Linked DNA regions of Homo sapiens: region 1 is linked to region 2. Evidence: read pairs that join two places in POLR2A ChIA-PET (ENCODE). Cell type or tissue: Panc1. All regions are shown on one strand. Links, peaks and the distances in the headings refer to the core of each region. The heading gives the core; the rest is flanking DNA.

The links. ChIA-PET counts read pairs that join two places held together with the same protein. Peaks named below come from ENCODE experiments on the same cell type or tissue, not always from the same donor. Only the 100,000 strongest peaks of a DNase experiment are listed, where the experiment ranks them.
Region 1: POLR2A ChIA-PET joins it to region 2 with 12 read pairs; 6 of 35 experiments call an interaction of 5 or more read pairs at or near these places.

The regions. Positions count from the first base shown.
Region 1 is chr10:70,427,122-70,436,076 of GRCh38, forward strand. It overlaps EIF4EBP2 (eukaryotic translation initiation factor 4E binding protein 2), which reads left to right. Exons shown (of 3, transcript NM_004096.5): 3 at 1-1,497. It overlaps NODAL (nodal growth differentiation factor), which reads right to left. Exons shown (of 3, transcript NM_018055.5): 2 at 8,165-8,862; 3 at 4,815-5,967. The coding sequence ends at 5,815. Among named protein-coding and RNA genes, the nearest start is that of NODAL, 10 kb to the right of the region's middle. RefSeq lists an enhancer at 8,022-8,523. In Panc1, for the core only: no CTCF peak of the experiment used is centred there; no DNase peak of the experiment used is centred there.
Region 2 is chr10:70,370,554-70,380,609 of GRCh38, forward strand. LRRC20 (leucine rich repeat containing 20) reads right to left here. Exons shown (of 5, transcript NM_001278212.2): 2 at 5,899-6,043. The coding sequence starts at 5,980. Among named protein-coding and RNA genes, the nearest start is that of LRRC20, 7.0 kb to the right of the region's middle. In Panc1, for the core only: CTCF peaks have their summits at 9,216 and 9,417; a DNase peak (open chromatin) is centred at 7,688; H3K27ac peaks cover 2,316 bases.

The DNA of each region.
Region 1 (8,955 bases), core at 766-5,765, 52 kb after region 2:
CAGAGCTCTTCCTTCTTGGCATGTTTTCTGGACTACATGCACATGGGCAGCTATAGATTAATCTGCAAAACCTAGTCACTTACCTACCCATAATATCTGGGAAGGTGTGGTATTTGTTTTAAAGAAACATTGTTTCTTTGGGAGGGCAGTTTCTGTCTGGACTTTGAGGTGGACTTAGTTATCCCTACAGTTCTTTAACTCTCAGCTTTTAATAAAAGATGAAATCAGATATTGATGCAGTTGGGTCACAATTCTTTAGAATGCTTCTACCCCAGGGCCGCTTCCTGTTCCTAGTCATGGTTTTCCAGTTTAGTAGTGGAGTTTCTTGAGGCTAACTTACAGAAATTTCTAACTGAAAACTTTAAGAGTTATTGATACTTGTTTTTTCAGTCAGTCACTTACATCACCTAGCCTACTCTCTGGAATTTAAATTTATTTCTCTAGGCTGGTCCTGGAAGTTGATAACCTTTTGGCAAAGCTTAGATTTAGGAGAAGGCTTGAGTCCCTGTTCAGCGGGTCTGTGGATTCTCTTTGCTTATGGCTCTCTGCCTGCAGCCCTGGCAGACCATACTGTATGTCATGGATACCCAGTGGAAATATTACTGAGATGAAACACATTTCCAAGGGTATTTAAACTCTCACTCTGCCACCTTTCTAAGGGTGGGAGGCTGGCAGAGATGCTGCAATGCTTGATAATCATTTGGCCACACTGAAATTTCCAAAGGGAGCTCTTGCCGGTGCTTAAAACCAAAACTCCTGGACACTTAGAAAATTCCATGAATCTAGCACAAAATATCCATTCTTGCCCAAGTGTATCCCCTTTCTCTCCAGCTTAATCTTTTTTTTTTTTTTTTTTTTAAAGCCCAGGCCAAGGGTACTTTTAACTGGAAACTGGGGAGGAGGGAAGAACACTAGCAGGGAGCTAAGAGGCAGGTTGCTGGGTAAGCCATCCTGCTCCTACCTGGTGCCTGTATCTACATTGCTGAGTGCTGTGCGCCAGTGCCTTTCCTTCATCTGCAGATGGAGCCCATCTCTTTCCACCTGGGTGAGGAGACCCTCTGCTACTCCAGGGGTAAACCTTAAAGAAGGTGTCTTGAAGAGCCCAGAGGACACTCACGTGCTAAGGTGTCCATTTTATGCATCTTTAAAATATTTTATTTAAAAAAAAAAATAGCCCTGCCCTGTCTTAGTGCCACTAACGGCCCAGTTCCATCCATTCTGAATGGAAAAGCGGAGACTGCCAGCACTTTCCTTGGTCTTCCCTTTGTCTCCCATGATGTGTTGTTCCCTCATCCCTCCCATCCATTTCACTGTGTGTGGATGGATAGCAGAGGGTACCACGCAGTCCTTGAGGCAGTCCTGTGTGATTCCATGATCAGTTGTTTTTGTATTTTAACTATTCTTCCAAACCAGCAGATGTTTGGAAATTAAGGAAAAAATTAAATTCTCATCAATGGTTGCTGTTATAGTTAAATCAGTAAAGATCTTGAGTATCAACTTGGTGTTTTAATTTTTTAAAAATTTCTGGTGAAATCCTGCTAAGGTTATTTCACATTTCAGGAGTTTCAGCTGGTGGGGGAGATGGGCAGAGGTAAGAGGCAGTTGGCTCTTTATCTGTCAGTTCTCCACACTTGCGGAGCATGCACTTTGTCAATGTGGACCTGTGTATGCAAAGGAGATGGTGGGACTCTCAGGGAGCATGACCCTGGTCCTGTGCTCAGGAGCTTGCAGGTGAACATGTATATGCTGGGCTGACGGCACCCAAGCATGTCCTTCTCTTAAGTGCCAGCCCTGAGGAAGCCCAAACAACTTTTCCTTTCTCAGAAGAGGGGCTGCCTGTGCCCCTGGGAGCACTGGTTAGATGCCCATCATGCCTGTTACCTCAAACCAAGCTGTGCTGCATGAGCGTCAGATTCCCTGCTGTTAACTAATCCAGCGGGTTTCATGTATTAGTCCTGAGAATGAGAATTCTTTCACGTGCACAGAGGTCCACAGAATAAAACTGGACTGGAGGAAGCTTTCCCATCGGAACTGTCTAGGGGTTTAGGGCACAGGCTTTGGAGTCAGGCAGCTTCAGTTCCAGCTGTGCTGCTTAGTAGCCAAATTACCCAGCAGAATTCTTATTCTACAAGCCTCAGTTTTCTCTAAAATAAGGTTAAGAAACAACTTTTCTAGGTGGTTGTCAGGCCCAGTTGATGTCATAAAGAGCCCAGTGCCTAGTATACTCAGCTCAGGAAACAGTATTTAAGGGACTCAAGCACAGCCCGGTTGACATGGACACCCAGAGATTATTCAGCCCCCTCTCCTCTTCCCTCCAAGTGTGTAAGTTTAGGAATGGAACAGGTTTGAGCACTGCAGCTACCACCTACTCATGGAACCTATAGAAGGACTAAAGGATCTCTTTAAGGGAAGATGGGACCAAAACCTTAAAAGCGCTTTCCTACATCCTTTACTCTGCCCTAAAGGCAATTAGGATAGGTAAGGATCTTACTGCTAATGAAGACTTTTTTTTTTTTGAGACTGAATCTTGCTCTGTTGCCCAGGCTGGAGTGCAGTGGTGCGACCTCGGCTCACTGTAACCCCCGCTTCCTGGGTTCAAGTGATTCTCCTGCCTCAGCCTCCTGAGTAGCTGGGATTACAGGCACGTGCTACCATGCCTGGCTAATTTTTATATTTTTAGTAGAGACGGGGTTTCACCACGTTGGTCAGGCTGGTCTCAAACTCCACACCTCGTGATCCGCCCGCCTCAGCCTCCCAAAGTGCTGGGATTACAGGCATGAGCCACCGCGCCGGACCGAAAAGGAAGACTTAAAGACGGAGATAAACCCCAGGTTAGGGGTGCTATCCCAGGGTCACAGCCACTCCCCACATCTCTATGGATCCCGTGTTTCTGTTTCTTACAATGTTTCTAATTTCTCCAGGCTTACCTACTGCCAGGCCCACCCACTTCCTCAGCCAAGGAGTGTAATGTGTCCAATTTTTACCACTCACAACTGACTTGGCACTTCTTGAGAGCAAGTTAAAATAACTCTTGAGTGCTCTTAAAACCCTAGGTTCAGGCCAGGTGCAGTGGCTCACAGCTGTAATCTCAACACATTGTGAGGCCAACACAGGACAAGAGCTTGAGCCGAGAAGTTGGAGACCAGCCTTGGCAACATGGCGAGACCCTGTCTTGACAAAAAACAATCTAAAAAATTAGTTGGGTATGATGGTGCATGCTTGCAGTCCCAGCTACTTGGGAGGCTGAAGTAGGAGGATTGCTTGAGTCCAGGATGGCAAGACTGCAGTGAGCCATGATTGTGCCACTGCACTCCAGTCTGGTTGACAGCAAGATCCTGTATCAAAACAACAGAAAACATCCCAGGTTCAGACAGGACACAATTCTCCAAGGTAGTATTTAAAGTGACTTATAGAGCCTTCAGCAAGCACATGGCCTAGAGCATGGAGCTATTCCCTAGGCTCGGGTAGGTAGGCTTTGCCCCAGTGACTCTGTCCAGGCAACAGAATGACTCTGCTGCTGACGTAGCAAACACTGAGCTTTCAGCAGGGGTCAGCAAAACACAGAGTTTCACTACTTTGTGCACTACTTTTATTTGACATGAGGCAATGCCCTGTCGTCAAGGGTTTGTTCTTGGAGTCAATACAGCTGACTGTAAACACTCCCACAAGCTGTAGCTACAAATAGCTTGACCTTTCGCTCTCTGGCACCAGCCATGTAAGAAAGTCCTGGGGTGGGATGTTCACTTCTAAGAACTAGTTCAGTAGTGTAATTGGGTTCAAATGTTTGGTTCTAAAGGCTAAGGCTTGGATCCCAAGATAGGTGAGCACAAACCTCTAGTTGCTGTTAAGCAGTAAGTGCCCGTAGGGCTCAAGAGACCAGAGCTCAGCTCTTGGCCCTGCCACTCCTAGCTGTGTGGTCAGGCCCTGAGGCCTCCCTGGGGTCTCACTTAGGAATGGGGATCAGACAAGCTGACCTCACAAGGTTGTCCCTGCTCTGCTGTTCTGTATATGGGCAGATGCAGAATCCTGTTGATTCTGAATTGTTGGATCTGGGCAGTCTATTTCTAGTCCAGGCAGTGAACAGCTGGATCAGCTTTGTTGTGGAATCAAGGCACTGAGGTTTCTCAAGCCCAGGCCTGGCTCCAGCAAATCCAGCCCCTTTCTGGGCCATGACTATGGTGTTGACTCAACCAAAGCCTCAGTTGAGTTCGTCTGAGCTCAACAGGGTTCACAAATGATTGGAATCATTTTCTTTAGCATAAGTGGGTAGGCTTCTTGGGAAAGCAGAATGGGGTAGATATACTGTGGGCTCACATTCCCAATAAAGTGGCCCCTTTGCTCCATGAAACTACAAAAAAAGTGCCCCTGCTTTGGCAATGCTCAATGAGATCAAGCTGTTAAGAGCAGAATTGCTTCTTTTGTTTGTTTTATTTAAACAGAGACAGGTTCTCACTATGTTGCCCAGGCTGGTCTTGAACTACTGGACTCAAGTGATCTTCCCATCTCAGCCTCCCAAAGTGCTGGGATTACAGGCATGAGCCACTGCACCCAGCCAGAATTGCTGCCTTTGAGGTCTTTTTACCTGGAAGATAACTGTGGTCAGGGGTTTTTGGGGATAGAGCTGCCTCACTCAGGCTCCTTTTGCTGTGCTTCCCATGTGGAACCTGAAATTAAGTCTGTCTTAGAACCCTGAGTAACAAAAGAGCCGATAAAGGTTAGATTAAGGGCATGTGGCAGGGACTGGGTTTAGCAAGCTTTATAAGCTTTAGAGGGAGGTAGGGATAAGGTAGCTCTTCCTATTCAGTCTACAGCTTAAAGCTCATGGCTCTTCTGAGCCTGACAACAGACATTTAATATGAATGCATTAGGATTCACCAGCGTTCCTTTTACAAGTGGAGACTGGACAGTGAATTGCTCACCTGAGGTCGCACAGCTTCCAGTGGCTGAGCTGTGACCATAGAGCAAGTATCTTGCCACCCAGGGCAAGGCCTTCACCACTGCTGGATAGGAAGCTCAGAGGCCTCATTAATAGCACACATTGAGAGACTGAGGTGGATTGTCACCAACTTTAACAAACTCAGGCTGTGTCTGCCGAAGCAGACTGACGCAGGGATGTCTTCTGTAACCCAACATGGCCGGTCCTCTTGGATGAGTTCCTGCCTCTGCCTTCACAGGCACCAGCTGGCCCAGGAGAACTAGACAATGGCTTTATTGTTGTACAGCTCATTAGCAGAGAACCACTCCAGTGAGCCTCTGGACAAGGCCAGTAGATTGCCACTGGCCAGCCAGAAAGCTGTGGGGCTCCCCCAACCCAGCCTGAGGCAATGAGATTGACGGACTCTTTTTAATCTATACAGTGATCCTTAATCTTTGGGGAGGGGGACAGGTCACACACAGACTACTTTGGAGAATACATGAAAGCTATAGGTGACTTCATCCCACCTCCAAAATACATGCACATATGTCTCAACTTTCACATACAGTTTCGGGGGGTTCACAGGTTTTTAAAAAATCCAGTAAAGAACTCATGCACTTGTGCTTTTCCTTGCCACTGTCTTTTCAGTAAAGAGAACATCCAGCCAGCCCCCTGCACAGGCTTCTTCCTCCCTCTTCCTGACAGCAGCCTCTGTGCTTGGCCAGACTCCACTGAGCCCTTCATTTACAGAGTGGGCAGCCCCTCCTCTTCAGTTCTGGTGGGCAGAGCAACTTTGCCCCTCTCTGTTTCTCCTTACTGGATTAGATGGTTATCATGTCTTCCAGGAGTTTCCCAGCCTTCCAGAGTGCAGGCAAATCCAGTCTCCCTCCAGGATGTCATCAGAGGCACCCACATTCTTCCACGATCATGTCTTTATGGTGATCTAGGAGCACTCTGCCATTATCCACATACAGCATGCTCAGCGGCTTGGTCTTCACTGGGGCACAACAAGTGGAAGGGACTCGGTGGGGCTGGTAACGTTTCAGCAGACTCTGTAAAGGAAAGGAAGGGTGTGTCAATTCACATCCTGATGGGCAGGTCAGAATAGTATTTCTGGGTAAAGAGTAAAAAAGTTACGGAGTTAAAGTCAGTTCCTGAGTGCAAAAATAGCAGAAAATTATTTTCATAAAGGAATTAGCTTGCCAATATATCATGAACTCTAATGTCTAAACTACCTTTAGCTCTGTGCTTGTTTTGTGAAAACAGCCTTTAAACAGATTCAAAAAATTACATGTATCTGGGTAGAGTAGTAGCTATTTTTTTTTTTAAGTGGTAGCTAATTTTTATGTTCTCCTATTATTCTAGTCTAAAGGGAATACCATTTTTTTTTTCTTTTTTGAGATGGTCTTGCTCTGTTGCCCAGGCTGGAGTGCAGTGGTGTGATCACAGCTCACTGCATCCTCAACCTCCTGGGCTCAGGTGATCCTCCCACCTCAGCCTCCTGAGTAGCTGGGACTACAGGTACATGCCACCATGCCTGGCTAATTTTTGTATTTTTTGTAGAAATAGGGTTTCGGCATGTTGCCCAGGCTGGTCTTGACCTCCTGGGCTCAAGCGATCCACCCACCTCAGCCTCCCAAAATGCTGGAATTACATGAGTGAGCCACCGTGCCCGGCTGTGAATACCAATTTTTAAAATATTCCAAGAAATTCCTGGTTTAGTTCTAGAAATATGAAGCAGAATAGTTAGTCATGTGGAAATTCTTATGGGATTTGCTGTCAGCCAGAGAAGGACAGAGAGAGTCAATAGGAGGAAAGGAACAATCCCTTGGCGTTTTGGAACCAGGGCCTGTCCCTGTGGTCTAGTAACGTCTTTTTAGATCAGAGTGTCAGAGTTGGCAGTTGGGACTGTCTGGGTCTTTGTGGTGCTCCAGGTGGGCGATGAAAATCAGCAGGCCTGGGTGAGGCTCAGGACAGATCCTCGGAAGCTCTAGTACCCCCAGGGACTCCCTTGCATGACCTCAGCCCATGTGCTCATGCTCCCCAGAGACCCTGAATCCCGCCTGAGGCTTGGCATGGAGGATATATTGCAAGTCCAAGAAATTCTCATTCCAGACTTCATGGAGTAAAATGAAAACATTTTGGTCCCATATGACCTTGGACAGCAGGGCAGGGCCACCTATAACATCAGATCCACCATATTAGGTTATATTTTCTGTTCTCTCCATCTTCTTCTCTTTCCTAACTCACCAGCTCTGTTCTTCCTCCACCACCTCCTAGACCTTAGGCTGACTAGTGGCACCAAGTGGCAGCCTCTGGCTTTGTCTACTTTTTCTTGTTTTTGAGATGGAGTTTCGCTCCTGTTGCCCAGGCTGGAGTGCAATGGCATGATCTCGGCTCACTGCAATCTCTGCCTCCCGGGTTCAAGTGATTCTCCTGCCTCAGCCTCCCGAGTAGCTGGGATTACAGGCATGTGCCACAACACCCGGCTGATTTTTGTATTTTTAGTAGAGACGGGGTGTCACCATGTTGGTCAGGCTGGTCTCAAACTCCTGACCTCAGGTGATCCGCCCACCTCAGCCTCCCAAAGTGTTGGGATTTCAGGCATGTGCCACCGCACCTGGCTGGCCTTGTCTACTTCTGTAGAATGGGTAGTCAATTCTCAACCAAAATACTGTGGCTGGAACAGTGTGATTCCAACCGTGGCCCCATAATGCAGCCAAACATGCCTGTTACCTACCAACTGCTTTACATGCCATGTGCATGTCATCTCATTAACCCTACAGCATCCCTCTGAAATATGGCATTGCCCTCCTCATCTTACAGGTGGAAAAACTGAAGCTTGAGAGAATAAGCAACCTAAACAGTATCACACAGCTAATGAGGAGTCAAATGCAGGCCTGCCTGTCCCCAAAGTCCAGATTCTTCCTTTCCTAGAATGTCAGGGCTAGGGAAGTGCTGAGACCCTCTGGTCTACCCCCACCCCCTAATTTTATGAAAGACAAGGATAAAGTCCCAGGGAAACAATGTGTTCAAGGCTACCCAGTGACGCATGACCCCATACAGGCTCTATAAGGATGTTACACTCGGTCATCTCTACATGCCTGGTACCTAGCACAGGATCCTGGTACATTGGAGGTGCTTGAGTAACTGTGAATACAGGAACATAGTCATTTAATAGCAAAGCTAGAGCCCTGTCCCCCAAGGCCAGCTTACTGCCTCCCCTCCCCCTCACGCCTGGCATCCCACCTGGATGTATGCATGGTTGGTCGGATGAAACTCCTCCCCAACAGGATTAGGACACTCGCCCTCACAGCGATAGGCGTTGTACTGCTTGGGGTAGATGATCCAGGAGCCCCATCCGATCAGGTTGAAGTCCACCTGGAACTTGACCTTCCGACACAGTTGACTTCTGTCTGGCAAGTGATGTCGACGGTGCCTCTTGCCCCACTCCCAGGACAGCTGTCCCTCCTGGGCCCGCCAGGAGCTCTCGGCTTCCCACAGCAAGGTGGACCCACCCAGCTGCCTCTGCTCCTGCGAGAGGTTGGAGTAGAGCATAAGGAGCACATTGGTGGCAGGCGGTGTGGGGGGCCGCGGCCAGCACTCTCCAGCTACCCTGGACATCTGCTTCTCCAGGGCCCCAGGGTGCTTCAGCCACTTGGAGAGAGGCCTGGTCACCTCCAAAACCATGCTGCCCAAGGAAAAGGTGACCTGGGACAAAGTGACAGTGAATAGGTCCATCTGAAACCGCTCTAAGCAGCTGTCTGAAGCCTGCTCTGTGTCGGGCTTTGGCTGGTGGAAAATCTCAATGGCAAGTGAGCCCTCAGTGGGGAGGTCCACAGGGCTGGACAGCTGCAGCCGGAGCTCAGCCCATGCCAGATCCTCTTGTTGGCTCAGGAAGGAGAAGTCAAAAGCAAACGTCCAGTTCTGCCCATCCACTGCCACATCTGGGTAGGAGAAAACCAAGAAGGAAGGAGGGTGAGTGAGGGCCTCCCCCAGCCTCAGTCAGTGTCACAACCACCATAGCTCTTGCTGGAGGC
Region 2 (10,056 bases), core at 4,968-9,967:
GATGAAACCCTGTCTATACTAAAAGTACAAAAATTAAAAATTAACCAGGTGTGGCGGCACACACCTGTAACCCCAGCTACTTGGGAGGCTGAGGCAGGAGAATTGCTCGAACCCAGGAGGTGGAGGTTACAGTGAGCCGAGATCACACCACTGCACTCCAGCCTAGGCAACAGAGTGGGACTCCATTTCAAAAAAAAGAAAAAGCAGTAAAGATTTAAAACAAGTATAGGCTGAGACAAGAGGATAGCTTGAGGCCAGGAGTTTGAGAACAGCCTAGGCAACACAGTGAGACCCCATCTCTACAAAATATTTTAAAAATTAGTCGGTGTAGTAGCAAGTGCCTGTAGTCTCAACTACTTGGAAGGCTGAGGTGGGAGGATCACTTGAGCCCAGGAATTCAAGGCTGCAGGGAACTATGATTGCGCCACTGCACTCCAGCCTGGGTGACAGAGCAAGACCTTGTTTCTAAAATGATTAAAGAAATAAAAAATAGAGCATAAGAAAGAAATAAGATTATTCCCTTAAATCAGATTTTTTTTTTCAGTAAGAAGCAAAAGATTTATTGGATCTGAAGAGAAACTAGAGTATATTATATCAGATTTTTTAAATAGAACTTTTTCTCGCCCAGGCTGGAGTGCAGTGGCCCGATCATGGCTCACCGCAGCCTCAACCTCCAGGACTCATGCAATCCTCTCGCCTCAACCTCCCAAAGTAGCTGACACTACAGGTGTGTGCCACTGCACCTGGCTAATTTTTTAAATTTTATTTTTGGTAGAGACAGGGTCTCTACCAAAAATATAAGCAGTTAACATGTATTGAGTACCTGCTGTGTACTAGGTGCCTGGGGGCTCCCAGGGATGTGTGTAGTAGAGTCTCGGGCCTCAGGCCTTTTCAAATCCTGCTCCTCTGTGTCACGATTATTCTTTAAAAGCCAGTCCCCATGCACACTGCAGAGCCAGGAGCCTAAGACCCGGAGAGGAGCGGGGTGCAGGGAAGCCTGGCCCCACAACCACAGGCTGGAGGGAAGGGTGGGGTCAGACTAAGGCCCCTCAGCGGTCCAGGACCCACGGAAACCCAGATGGAAAAGGGGCAGGGAAAGAGAGCCTGGCTCAGGGGAAGCAGACTACCTAAGGGGCAGTTTGCAACTCTGCATGCTCCTTAGAAACATCGAGAAGATGATGCTGAGGAGGGGTGAGAGACTGGGAGGAAAGCAGCTTCAACTCAAGCTGAGGGCCTCCCAGGGGCCAAATGGAAAGGAGCCCACGTCTCTGGGGATGGAGAAGCCTGGAGTGGAGTGAGAAAGGCTGGGATCCTCGCCTCGAGTTACAGGAGGAAGCAGGCCTGGCTCCAGCTCTAGCCAGGGGTGCCCCAGGAGCACTGGGGGAGCATGTGAAGTGCTTACCAGGGTTACTTGGCTGAGTAAGGTGAGAGCAAGCCTGTAACTGAGCTCTTCCAGCCCAGTCTCTACAGGGGATCTCCCACTCTGCAGCAGCACCTGTGGCTCTGGAGCACCACCCCGGGAGGGAACCCAGCAGGACGGGAAAAGCCAGGGAAGCCTATGTCTCCTCCCAGGGGCCTCGGCTTTGAGAATGAGCTACCCCTGAACTCTCATCTGTTGTCAAGATGTGTGTTTTATTTCCACAGTGGCAGGTGGTCCTTTCCCTAAAATCTGTTCCCTAATTTTAAGAGTAATACGTTCATTATAGAACATTTAGAAAATGCAAAATAGTATTTTCTAACTCCCATTTCCATATTGGTTATTTCCTTCCATTTTCTTTCCTACATATATGCACAGGTTTAACATAATTCGTACCTTACCCTACATACAGTTTGGCATTCTTGATGTTTTCCAGTTCACGTTATATATGAGAATGTGCCAATCCTTCTTTTCGTTTTTTTTTTTTTTGAGATGGAGTCTCACTCTGTCACCCAGGCTGGAGTCCAGTGGCGCAATCTCAGCTCACTGCAGGCTCCACCTCCCAGGTTCACACCATTCTCCTGCCTCAGCCTCCCGAGTAGCTGGGACTACAGGTGCCCGCCACCACGCCCGGCTAATTTTTTTGTATTTTTAGTAGAGATGGGGTTTCACCATGTTAGCCAGGATGGTTTCGATCTCCTGACCTTGTGATCCGCCCGCCTCGGCCACCCAAAGTGCTGGGATTAAAGGTGTGAGCCACTGCGCCCGGCCGAGAATGTGCCAGTCTTTATTTAATCATACAATGAAATATTACGCTCCATTGTTGATGCTACATAAATAGCATTATATAGGCCGGGTGTGGTGGCTCATGCCTATAATCCCAGCACTTTAGGAGGCTGAGGCAGGTAGATCGCTTGAGGCCAGGTGTTCGAGACCAGCTTGGCCAACATGGCAAAACCCCATCTCTACTAAAAAAAAAAAAAAAATAGAAAAATAAGCCAGGCATGGTGGCACACACCTGTAATCCCAGCTACTTGGGAGGCTGAAGGAAAATCACTTGAACCCAGGAGAGGGAGGTTGCAGTGAGCCAAGATTGTGCCATGGCACTCCAGCCTGGGCAAGCAAGATGACTCCATCTCAAAAAAAAAAAGCATTGTATAGCTGTAACCAAATTTATTTAAGCAATTTTCTGGTGCTAGATGTTTAGGATGCTTCAGATTGTTAGCTATTTTACATGAGAACCATATAGAGTTACTTTATGATTCAATTCAATTACCACTCCTCCAGAAAGCCTTCCTGGTCTACTTCAATACCCAGCAATATCTCCCACCTCTGAATTAGGACAACCTGTGTTCCATCTGACACACCTTAGCATGGAGCCTGTGTGTCACTGTTCTCTGAAGACTGTCTTGTAGGTGGTGGGCTGGTCTCAGGTCCAGGACTCTACTACACACATTCCTGGGAGCCCCCAAGCAACTAGTATACAGCAGGTACTCAATACATGCTAACTGCTTAGACCCAGCCCCCTTAGAGTGTATAAGCCTGGTCAGCTCCATTTCCTAAGGGTCAGGATTACAGGTGCCTACTATGGCCAGGTTGGAAATTTTGCTTCTTCTCTGGCCAATGCACAGATGCAAAGGATCCCTGTTATTCAACCACAACTTTAAGACCCAGTCCCCTCCACATGAAAGTCTTGAGCTTCAGGCAAGATCGCCATGGCTAAAGGCTCTCCCAACTTGACTAGAGCTTCACAGCAGTCATGACCCTGGCAATCACCAAACATGTGCCCCCACCCCAGGGCTGCATGGTGGAGACAGGGCCCAGGCTCTGGTGTCAGAAATCAAGGTTCCAATCCCAGGCATGGCAGTGGTCTGGCAGGGTGGCCAGAGAACTGCTTGGGTTCCTTGGTGGGTATGGCTCCCAGGCAGTGCAGGGGAGCTGGTCGCAGCATGCCCTGCCCTAGCCGCCCTGCACACTTCACCTGATGCAGGGTGCCCACTCTTCAGCTCACAGAAATGCCCACCTGTCCACTGGCCCACTTGACCTTGCAATCTCCAGTCCACAGAGGTTGAAGTTCAGGGGCTCCTCAACACAGCCTTCCAGGCTCTCCGCCTGCCAGGCACCATCCCTCACCACCTGCCCCAGTGCTGCTGTGGTAACTGGGCAGGGCCTCTCCTCCAACTCAGGCACACCCCTGCCACTGCCTGGAGTGCCTGTCTCCTCACCGCTGCCTCCTGAAACATCCTCTCTCAAACAGCACCCATCCCCTAAGCAGCTTCCCCAACGCCCCGGTGAGAATTGTTTTCCCTCCCCTGCGGCCTCTCCACTCTTGCCACATCTGAATGAAGTGGAGCTGCTGTGTCCCTATCCCCTGTGAAGCCTTTTTTTTTTTTTTTTGAGATGGAACCTTGCTCCATCACCCAAGCTGGAGGTGCAGTGGCGAGATCTTGACTCACTGCAACCTCCATCTCCTGGGTTCAGGCGATTCTCCTGCCTCAGCCTCCCAAGTAGCTGGGATTACATGTGTATACCACCACACCAGCTAATTTTTTGAATTTTTAGTATGTTTTAGTATGTTGGCCAGGCTGGTCTTGAACTCCTGGCCCCAAGCGATCCACCTGCTTCGGCCTCCCAAAGTGCTGAGATTACAGGCATGAGCCACCATGCCCAGCCCCCTGTGACATTTTGAAGCAGGGGTAGGTTACTCACCACAGACATCTGTCGATTTGCACTGAACCCTCCATTGGAAGGCAGTGAGAAGAACACCCAGCACAGACGTGGCTGGCTGACACCTGTAGAAAGTGCATTTGCAAGGGGAAGGGCTTAGGTCTCGCCACCAGCTTTTGGGAATGAGCAAAAATTAAAAATAATAGCTGCCATTTATTGAGCTCCCTATGTGCCAAACACCTTACAGACATTCCAATTACTCTTAACTACCTTGATGAGGTAGACACAATTACCATTCCCATTTTATAGATGAAGAAACTGAGGCTCTGAGAGGTTAAGCAATCTGCTACAGTACCAGGTGAGTGGGTGGCAGAGTAGAGATTCAAATCCAGGCCCATGTGACTCAAAGCCTAGCTCTGAACCGCAGTCTCAGTGGTAGAGAGCCTTAAACAACCATATTACTGACCAGTACAGGATTCCGGAATTCCTTCACTGAGGGCTCACAGTCATCAGCTCACTAGCTTAAGGCTCCTTCCAAAGGCTTCCCTCCAACACCAATGACAATCTTCAGCGAGCCTGCTGATAGAGGAAATGCCTCTCGCCTTAGCTAAGCTCAGCAAACACTTCCACACGTTTACAAAGTGCCTGACACTGCGCTGGGCTCTGGGGCAGGGCAGGGGGAAGCAAACAACCACAGGGTCCCTGTGCTCTACAGATGCTGAAGGGGTGCTACAGAGGAGAAAGGGAGCAAAGGGTGGATGAGGGAAGGCGGAGGGCTTCCTGGAAGAGGCAGTGATCAAGCTCATCCTGAAGGCTGAGTGTCTCTCCACTTCCTGGACCACCTCTCTGCCTCTGACTGCCTTTCCAGTCTCTGTGACTTTGCTAAGGCAGTAACTACCATGGAAGGAAGCGCTCCTTTGTGAGACAGACAGACAGACACACACACACACACACCCCTACCTGCCTGTGAAATTCCTCTCCATGTACCTAACTCCAATTCTGCCTGCCTATCTGCAAGATCATCCCCAAGGCAGGACTGTGCTCCAGGCCTCTACAGTGGTGCCTGCATTCCATGGGTGACATACATGCACATGCACACATGCACACAAACACACTCGGGCACATGCACGCACACACAGGACACACAGGTAACTGCACTGTATCCCCTGCTGCCCCTTGCACTTGGTGGACAGTCAATAAGTATCTGCTGAATTCGATTAAATGGGATGGTTTGCCTAAATGCTTAGGAGTCTTGGGGTAATTGATGGAATAAAATGCCCTGGCCAATTCAAAGCAAAAAAATATATAAGACACAATTCAAGAAAAATAGTGGAGTGTAAAGGGGTCTCCTAGCTGGGCAACCTCAAAGAAACCCATTTTGCCGTCCCCTTTCTTCATGGGATGACTGAGGCTAACCACGCCCAGCTGGCTTCATTCACCCCAGGGAGCCTGTGAAGATTCAACAAGATAACATTCAGGAGGCGCCCAGCACGGGGCCTGGCACACAGATGCTACTTGGCCAGGACCAGCTCTGTATTTTCACCTGGTCCAAGGGCACACACACTCAGTCATCAGCAGTCAAAGGACAAGCAGGCAGGCGCCATCACTCAGTGGTTTTCAAACCTCTTTGACCAGGACCCACAGTAAGAAATGTCTTACACAAATTACACACTGTTGCAATGAAAGTTCCACAAAACACTTATTCTCAGGATGAGGTTGCACACTGACGCTTGTGTCTTTCATCTCTGTTTCATTTCTAAGCTGATCTCACAACTGCTTCCAGGGAAGTTGGGAAAAGCCCTGCCCTCACTCACCCAGAGTGTCAGAGCCGCTCTCCACCGTCTCGTTGACCTTCCTTGCTACTCTGGCCACGGCCTCACCCATCTTCTTCAGCATGCAGACACAGGTGTCCTGCCGCCAGCCCCCAGGCTGGTCTGCTTCTCACAAAAGGGCCTGAGCCTGGGGAAGACGCAGTGCCATGAAGTGCCCGCCTGCCAGCCAGGGGCCCACCCAGGCATCCCCCTCCAGCATCCTTCTCCCCCAGGACCCAGGCTGTCAGGAAGCCTGCAGGGAGGGCCCCAGGCCACTCACCTCCTCTTGCAGGGCCGAGAGCTCAGGCCACATCCAGCTTGGCCTTTGCACAAGCTGGTCTGCCAGTCTGGCAGCTGGGTTCTACTGGTTTTCTGGGAGGATCAACATGTGTGACCTCACCAGACATGGGGACCAGGTCTGAGCCAGCAGCCAGGGAGGTGTGAGGACTCAGGGGTGTGCTGGCCTGTGATTCACTCTATAGGCAGGGCATTGGGAAGGAGGTAGGGCGCAGCCAACTGCAGGAGAAAGACACCTGTCCCTCCATCCCACAGCCTCTAAGCTGGTCCCCTGTCCACACCCTGCCCAGGACAATTTCCCCAGCTCCCCTGTTCACCCCACCCATATCTGCCTTGTGCATGGCAGGAAGTGGGGACACGAAGGCAAATCAGAGCCCTGTGATCCCATCAGAACACACGGACTGGCGGTGGGTGGTCTCTAAGAATTCCTTTCCCATGTGCCAACAGGAAGGAGAGGTTACAGTACTAGCCTGCAGACCTGATTATCAGCCTGATGCTGAGTTTATCTGCAAGAAAAGCGGGCAGGGGCCGGGGGGTGGAGATGGAAATGAGAGAAGAGAAATTGGATCACTAGAGGAAAAGAGACTGAAAGAAAGGTGAGGAAAACAAAATGATAAGGTGTTAAGACATAAGGACTTGCAAACACCCTCAACTCCCTGTTTATTACAGAGAAGGAAATGAGCACAGAGAGGGGCTAGGTGACCTGGCCAAGGTCAAAGTGAGTAAGCGGCAAGAATAGGGTCAGCCCAGCTCCATAGCCAGTGCTCACTTTTTTATAAAAATAGCAGCACCCCATAGAGAGAGGAATGAGCTCAAGTCCAAGGTCAGCACCCCTTCTTTGCCCCCAGACCCCAGTCCCAGCTTCACAGACAGCTCAAGAAGCTCCAGTGAACTCACTCCAAGGGCCAAAGGCAGAAGAAGGCGAAGGGCAGAGAGAAGGGGCATGGGGACAGTGCTAAGAGCTAACAGTCACCAAGAAAAAGTTCCCACGTGGTCAACTGGACAAGCAGGGCAGGCAAGGCCAAGCCAGGGCTGGCCAAGCCCACCCATCTGCTTCAGGGAGTTACTGTGAGTTTAGTATGTGTGTGCATTTCCACTAAAGAGGCTGACACTAAAGGTTTGAGACACACACATACAGAACAGTGGGAAAACACTGATTTTGGAGACAGGTCAAATGCTCAACACCCCCATTTATTGGCTGAGAGGCCTTGGGAGAGTTTCTTAACTCCTCTGAGCCTGTTTCTTCTTCATGTGAATAGGAGATCTAGTAATACCCAACTTGCTAGGTTAATATGAGGATTGAGAGCACAAAATGTATACACCTGTCTAGCTCAGAGCCCAGGACACGTAAATACTCAATAAAAGTTAAGAGGATAAAGCAGTGCATATGTGGATGTAACAGCAGCATATAACCCCAGTTTAATACTCATGTGAGTCTGAACAAAACACTGAGGGAACTCATCTTTGAGGAATGAGTGGAATTTCTATCTGTCCACCTCCAGGAAATCTCCTCTTATTGCCTCAGTGTTCTCTCCTTCCTCTGAGTTTCAGTAGCACTTAATGACTTAGCACAAGTCACCTGGATTATTTATGAGCTTTTAAATATACACTTGTCAGCCGGGCGCAGTGACTCATGCCTGTAATCCCAGCACTTTAGGAGGCCTAGGCGGGTGGATCACTTGAGGTCGGGAGTTGGAAACCAGCCTGACCAACATGGTAAAACTCCGTCTCTACTAAAAATACAAAAAAAAAAAAAAATGGTCGGGCATGGTGGCTCACACCTGTAATCCCAGCACTTTGGAAGGCCGAGGTGGGCAGATCACCTAAGGTCAGGAATGCAAGACCAGCCTGGCCAACGTGGTAAAACTCCATCTCTACTAAAAATACAAAAATTAGCTGGGCGTGGTGGCGGGCGCCTCGGGAAGCTGAGGCAGGAGAATCACTTGAACCCAGGAGGCAGAGGTTGCAGTGAGCCGAGATTGTGTCATTGCACTCCAGCCTGGGCAACAAAGAGTGAACCTCGCGCTCAAAAAAAAAAAAAAAAAAAAAAATTAGCCAGGCATGGTCGCACATGCCTGTAATCCCAGCTACTCAGGAGGCTGAGGCAGGAGAATCGCTTGAACCCAGGAGGCGGAGGTTGCAGTGAGCCGAGATCGTCCCATTGCACTCCAGCCTGGGTGACAAGAGCAAAGCTCTGTCTCAAAAATAAATAAATCAACAAACCAACACTTGTCTCCCCCATTGACCTGTGGGCAGCTTGGGGCCAGGGAATAGACCTATACTGTGCTTCTCTCCACACACTGAACACAGGTGCTTAGTTAGTATCCCCTAATGGTGAAGATCAACAGACATCATTTGTGTTTCCAATCTGAATACAGGTCAAGAGACTCTTACAACAAATCTAAGACACTGTCTAAATTGAGAAGGGTCAAAAACCAAATGCCTAATAGTGCCAGGTGGCCAATCTGCATAAGGCGAGCCAGTGCAGGGCAGAAGGGAATAGAAAGGACTGTGGCAAACTGGACCCAACAACTTCACCATGCTGCCTCGAAGACCGTACCCCTAAGCCTAAATCATAGCCATGTTGCTAGCATCTTGGTGACTTGTTCTAACCACTTTATGAATGGGAAAGCTGAGGACCCAAGAGGGGAGGCAAATCAGCTAGATGAAAACAAAAAACCCAGGTATCCTAAGTCCAAGCCTAGGACTCTTCCCACCATTCCATGCTCCCTCCTTTCTCCATCTCCAATTCATCATCAATAATCATAAACATTTACTGAGCATCTCCTAGGTATGAGGGATAAGAAGGAAGAGGGAGAAAGAAATGCAGGAAGCAGCTCCGACTTGCGATTCTGATGAGGAAGAGCTTTCTGAAGAACAGCACTGAAGCAATCCTGGCCTCACAGCAGAGAGGGAAAGGAAGGGAAGCCACCAAGCTGCCCAGGGTAGGGGGTAGGCCTGGTGGGATCACCTGGGCTGAATATTTTCAATCAGGCACTATGCCTGCAATTCTACTAGCTACCACCAGATGGGGAGGTGGTGCCTTAGACCAGCGGTCCCCATCCTTTTCGGTTTCCTGGAAGACAATTTTTCCCACTGTAGTGGGAGAGGAATGAAACTATTCCACCTCACATCATCAGGCATTAGATTCTCCATAAGGAGCACACAACCTAGATCCATCGCATTCGCAGTTCGCAATAGGGTTCAGGCTCCTAGGAGAATCTAATGCGGCCGCTGGTCTGACAGGACGCAGAGTTCAGGCGGTAATGCTTACTGGTGCTCACCTCCTGCTGTGCAGCCGGGTTCCTCACAAGCCACGGACCTATGCCATCCACAGCCCAGGGGTTGAGGACCCTTGCCTTAGACCACTGATGAAAACTAGTCAGATTAAAAATTTCACCACTGGTGGCAAGTTCAGACGTCCTATTGTGTGGGTCAGAGTGTACACAGGTACAGGAACAGAAACAACATGTAAAGTCTAGGTGTCAGGGCAATTCAGTAGGAAGAAGGGCCCCTTCCTTCTATGCCAGAGGATGGAGGATGCTCTGAGTACAGCAAAAATGTGCTCGGGACCCCCAAAAGGTTCCCGCTGCTTAAAATCACCACGCTTATTAACTAGCTAGGAAGCCATCCTCCCTTCACCTAAAACTGCCCCTTTCTCCACAAGGAAGAATTGTTTCATGAAGTCCAGCTGACAGGCCTGAGCTCCTCAGGGTACCTGGTCAATGCCATCTGCAGGGATGGTGGTAGTGGAGAGTCACAGAGTGTTCCAAAAGGCAGAAACAGACACCATCAGCCCACATGGGCCAGATCGCCGCTTGGGGCACCCCAGCCAGCTGGCACTACTGGCCCCAGCCAGTCCCA